Regions from separate parts of the Mus musculus genome. Here region 1 is linked to region 2. The links are chromatin loops, found by intact Hi-C in ENCODE. Cell type or tissue: left cerebral cortex. All regions are shown on one strand.

Region 1 (2,500 bases), 130 kb after region 2:
TGATTTCACATGAACATTCTCCCCATTTTAACTGGTCATAAAGGCTAGAGCCTGTGATTAGGCAGTGGAAAGAAAAGGTGGGACTAGAGATTTTTGGGGGGTAGGGTAGAAGGAGGAAGAAGAAGATGGAGGAAGAGGAGGTAGAAGGACGGTGGAGCAGAACCACTTGGCCTGGAGAAGCCTCATAGCAATGGATCTCATAGCTGGGGAATAGAGTAGTGGTAGTAGACCTGCCCAATCTAGGCGTTCAGCTTATAAATATTGTAACTGAGTTGTGTGTTTTTTACACTGGCTTACTGGGGTTGGAGATTTACCACAACACTGGCCGATTTCTTCATTGCAGCCTGGGAGAGACACTGAGTAGAAAAACCAGATGAGGGCTGCGAGATGGCTCAGTGGTTAGAGCACTGACTGCTCTTCTGAAGGTCCTGAGTTCAAATCCCAGCAACCACATGGTGGCTCACAACCACCCGTAATGAGATCTGATGCCCTCTTCTGGTGCGTCTGAAGACAGCTACAGTGTACTAATGTATAATAAATAAATCTTTGGGCCGGAGCGAGCAGGAACTAAGCGAGTGGGGTTGACCAGAGGTCCTAAAAATTCAATTCCCAGCAACCACATGAAGGCTCACAACCATCTGTACAGCTACAGTGTACTCACATACATAAAATAAAATAAGTAAATCTTAAAAAGAAAGAAAAGAAAAGAAAAACCAGCTGAGCCGTGACCAGACTCCTGACCCACAGAAACTGTGTGATTAAAAAGTGCTGGCTGTGGGGCTGAAGGCCTTTAACCCCAGCACTCGTAAGGTGGAGACAGGTGGATCTCTATAAGTTCCAGGAGAGCCAGGGCTACACAGAGAGAGAGACCCATCTCAAAAACACTGAACCAAATACAAAAAATTAAATGCATGTTACAAAACACCATAACAAAAATATGTGTTGGCTTAGACCACTAAGTAAGAGGGGAATTTGCTATTTAGCACAACAAACATTGAAGGGCCAGAGTTTTGTACTTCATAAAATAACTCTAGATCAGGTGGCATTGAACTCTCACACAGGAAAGAATGGCTCAGCAAGAAGGCCTTTCTGGAAACCAGGAGAGACTGACACAGGATTCAGTCATTTTGAAATTTTTATTATTTTATTGGTATGGGTGCATTGCTGGCTCTGTGCGTGTGTATCTGTGCATGTGTGCATGCAGTGCCCACCAAGGCCAGAAGGGGGCAGCAAATCACCTGGTTAGAGGGTTCTGAACCACCCTGTGGGTGCTGGGAACTGAACCTCTGTCATCTGGAAGGGCAGCCAGTGCTCCCTAACCACTGAGCCATGTCTCCAGACAGAATTCAACCATTTTAGGTTTCTAACCAAAACTCAGATATATAACGTGCTAATAATGAGTATGTCTGGTAAAACTGGGACCATACACTCTCAGCTAATCTGCCCAAGGAACTCTTCAATGTGTAATGCTGTTTATCCCATTAACAGCTGGAAACCGAACAGAAGGCTCTATCTGAAAACATGCCCTGAAACTTAAATGAGCAGCCGTATCTGCCCTTTCCACTTATTTGAGCAGTGAGAAGGTCTCACTGTGTAGCCCTGGCTGGCCTGAAACTCACTATGTAGGCTAGGCTAGCCTCAAACTCAAGAAATCTGCCTGCCTTTGATTCCTAAGTGCTGGGATTAAAGGGGTGAGCCACCACGTCCAGCAATATGTTCTTTCTTTTCTGAGCCAGGGGGTAAGGTAGAAAGAGTTTGGGGTGGCTCCAATTGCCACTACCTGCATGTGACTCAAGCACAGTCCCTACCCCGTACTGGCTCATCTGAAGAGTAGCGGGTACCCAGGTCAACAGTCCCCCCACAGTGGTTTCAAGCTTTGTAAGACATCTCAGTGAGCCACTTGATCTCTGTACTTTGGCTACCTCACAGGTAGCGAGGCTCCACTAACCCACATAAAGCCCAGAGCAGAGCATGTGGCTGAGGGGAAGGGCTCTGAGAAGTTAACTCTCATCGCCACCGTTTCTGTGATCTGCGTGTCAATCACAAAATATCGTGTCTGTCAACAGTTACTGACAGTGGGTTCTTGCGTGCTGGTAAGAAATGGATGGATGGTGCTAAGTAAATCACAGAGTTAGAAGACAATGGTTCAAGAAAAAAAAATCTAGGGCTGGAGAGATGGCTCAGTGGTTAAGAGCACTGACTGCTCTTCCAGAGGTCCTGAGTTCAATTCCCAGCAACCACATGGTGGCTCACAACCATCTGTAATAGAATCCCATGCCCTCTTCTGTTGTGTCTGAGGACAGCTACAGTGTAATCATATAAATAAAATAAATAGATAATTCCTTAAAAAAAAAAAGAAAAAGAAAAAAATCTAACCATTCTGTGTCTGGTTTAAGTAAGAAAAATGGGTGGGTCCTGCCTCCAAAGTAAGAGAAGCCAGGCAGAAATAGGACAAGGACTCCCCAAAGGACATATCCCAACCAGCTGTAGTCCTACTGTG
Region 2 (2,500 bases):
AGGAAATCCTCAGGTGGCGCTGGCGAAATGGAAGCTCTTCCCCATGTCGCGAAAGGTGCGGGACAAGGCAGGAAGGAAGAAACCACCGACGGAAGAAGCGGATGACGGAAGGAGGGGGGCGGAGCCGCAGCGGCGCGGCAGGGCCCTCTGTGGGCGGGGCTAAACCGGGTCCCGCCCCCGACCACGCCCAGGCGCGGGCAGGACGGTTCACCTGGAACTGCGGAAGCTAAGCCAGCTGCCGGGCACAGCCAGCCGGTCCCCAAGTGCCACTGAAGAGCATAGGCTCTCACCTGTCGCCCCGAGACACCTGCTATTTAAAAAGAGTCAGAGTCGGATCTCTGGCCTGCTAGGCTCTCCAGGAACCCGACTGCCCCAGGGCTGGCTATTCCCAGGACTTGAGTCCTCAGGGGCCTTTCATGGGGCACCTTGAAAAAGCAGAGAGACTGTTGTGCAGAGATGACTCTCCTGACGATACTGTGGGTTTTAAAAATTTTTCTCCCTGGGGTGCAAATGTACATCTCCACTAGGTGCAAGGGCTGCGATGGTCTTTCTTTTGCGAGAGAAGTGAGAGTTTGGAGCACCGCCCTCCTTCCTCGGGAGCTCACGCTGTGGGACTGGCAGCTCCTTTTCCCTTTGATCCCAAGGAACCGCCCTTCTTCTCAGGTGCATCCTCCCAGCTCCCACCTGACCCTGGCCAGGCTGGGTCCCCGCCCCACCCAGCTGTCCCCTCGCCCTGCACACCTACACGTCAGCCGCCCCCCGCCACCTGTTCTCCCTCAGCCTGGTCCCGCAGCCCTCCCCTCCCTTCAGCTGTCCCACGCCCGGCGCGGCGCTCCAGGGGTGCACGCAGACACTTCCCGAGCGTTTTCTCTGTGTGTCTGAGAGGGAGAATCCGGCCGGGAGCGATGGCGGAGGGCGGAACGCGCTCACTCTAACACGGGGGTGATGAGCAGGGCCGACTCGGCCCCTCGAACTCCTTGATTGGTCGAGAGGCTCCGAGCCCGCTCTTAGTCCCGCCTTTGTCCGCCGTTGATTGGCTCAGGTGCGTGTCGGGTTGGGCCTCTGCGCTCGCCCCCTAGGGGAAAGGCAGCAGGGGCGGTTGAGAAGTAAAGTCTTGGCCGGACTTTGCTTCTCGCCAGGAAATCGGCGGCGGCGAGTCCCAGCGGAGCGGAGCCGGGCGGCGTCCTCGTCAGCGCTCCCGCGGGGAGCCCGCCGCTTTCCCTCAGTGAGTTACTTCGCCTCAGGTGCGGGCGGTGACGGGGTGTGGCGTCAGGGTAGGGGGGACCATCTGGGGGACCGCTGGGGGCCGCGTGCTGTCTGGCCCGGCCCGGTGCGGGTGCGGGTTCCAGGAACCCCGATGCAGGTCTGCGCGCCTCTCGCTTTTCAAGACATGGAGGTTTGGGAACGAGTTCTTGCACTTTGCGTCTGCACGTTGTCTGGAGCCAGAGTGGCGCTAGCTAGTTGCCCTCTGGTTTTGTTTCCTGGAAGGGATGAGCAGAGAGGCACCCTCCTCCTTGCCCCAGCCTGTTGCGGGGGAATTCTCACCTTTCTCTTCAGATTTGACATGTTTGGGAGCGTGGGGGGTATAATTTCCAAAATATGAGTCCCGATTTGGAAGCATTTGCGCACAAAGCACCTCTTGGGAAAGACATCGCTGGCTTTTCAAAGCTTTCTGCCACGTTTCACGCAAGGACTTTTTAATGGAGTGTTCTAGTATTTCCGTTTGCATTTAAGAGTGTGTGTTTGCCAGGAGCCTTAAGGACGCTTCCGCGTGGCTTTATCGAATCAATTTTTCTTCTTCTCACTCTGTAGCCTTGGCTAGCCTGGAACTCACGGAGATCCGCCTCTTTCTTGAGTGCTGTAGGGTTAGAAAGGCGTGTGCCCCACACCCCGCCAATTTTTCTTTGGGGAAAAAAAAAAAAAAGCCCAGAAACCAATGGCAAGGGTAGTTGGAGGCAACCGTGAGCTCCAGTTTATCCAAACTGCCTTCACTTTAAGAATGTCACATTCTTTTCAGTCACAGTACTTAGACATTGGCCTCCTTCCCAGGACACAATTTGCGTTTTCTCTAGCCTGTTCAGTGACATAGCACAGACGCAGGATCTCAGTAGGTCAGTCCTGTTTGCTTTGATAGGTTTGAAAACCCTCCCCCACCCACCCACCTTTGGAGAAAAGGACTTTGGCAGGTAAAGAAGGAAGATGGGGGAATCTAGTGTCCTATTTGGCCGGCAGATCATTGTTGAGCTAACAAGGTTTTGCCGTTTTAGCCTGTCCAAATTCCATGTGAGTTTTCCCAAAGGGGTCAAATGTAGGCCAAGTCAAAGCAGCTCTAGAGTCACATTGTTTTTAATTCAGTCCATCCACTAAGTCCAAGGTTTGTTCCTCTAAGCTTCAAGTTTGAGCCTTTTCGTTGTATAAACATTTAGCTACTCCGTGTCTACTCCGCTTTCCAGACTTTGGTGAAAGGGAATTTCTTGCCCAGAGTTGTCAGTGTCTGTAT

The links. Hi-C counts contacts between places; a loop is a spot of excess contacts. Peaks named below come from ENCODE experiments on the same cell type or tissue, not always from the same donor. Only the 100,000 strongest peaks of a DNase experiment are listed, where the experiment ranks them.
Region 1: a loop joins it to region 2, with 2.8 times the contacts of the local background. A loop is called at or near these places in 3 of 42 quality-filtered maps.

What each region holds. Positions count from the first base shown.
Region 1 is chr5:146,943,492-146,945,991 of GRCm38, reverse strand. No RefSeq gene overlaps it. Among named protein-coding and RNA genes, the nearest start is that of Gtf3a, 3.9 kb to the left of the region's middle. In left cerebral cortex, a CTCF peak has its summit at 1,217 (motif pointing right); no DNase peak of the experiment used is centred here.
Region 2 is chr5:147,075,143-147,077,642 of GRCm38, reverse strand. It overlaps Lnx2 (ligand of numb-protein X 2), which reads left to right and starts at 1,071. Exons shown (of 10, transcript NM_080795.4): 1 at 1,071-1,225. It overlaps Polr1d (polymerase (RNA) I polypeptide D), which reads right to left and starts at 297. Exons shown (of 3, transcript NM_181730.4): 1 at 1-297. In left cerebral cortex, a CTCF peak has its summit at 1,075; DNase peaks (open chromatin) are centred at 552, 999, 1,527, 2,020 and 1 more place; H3K4me3 peaks cover 2,434 bases; H3K27ac peaks cover 1,987 bases.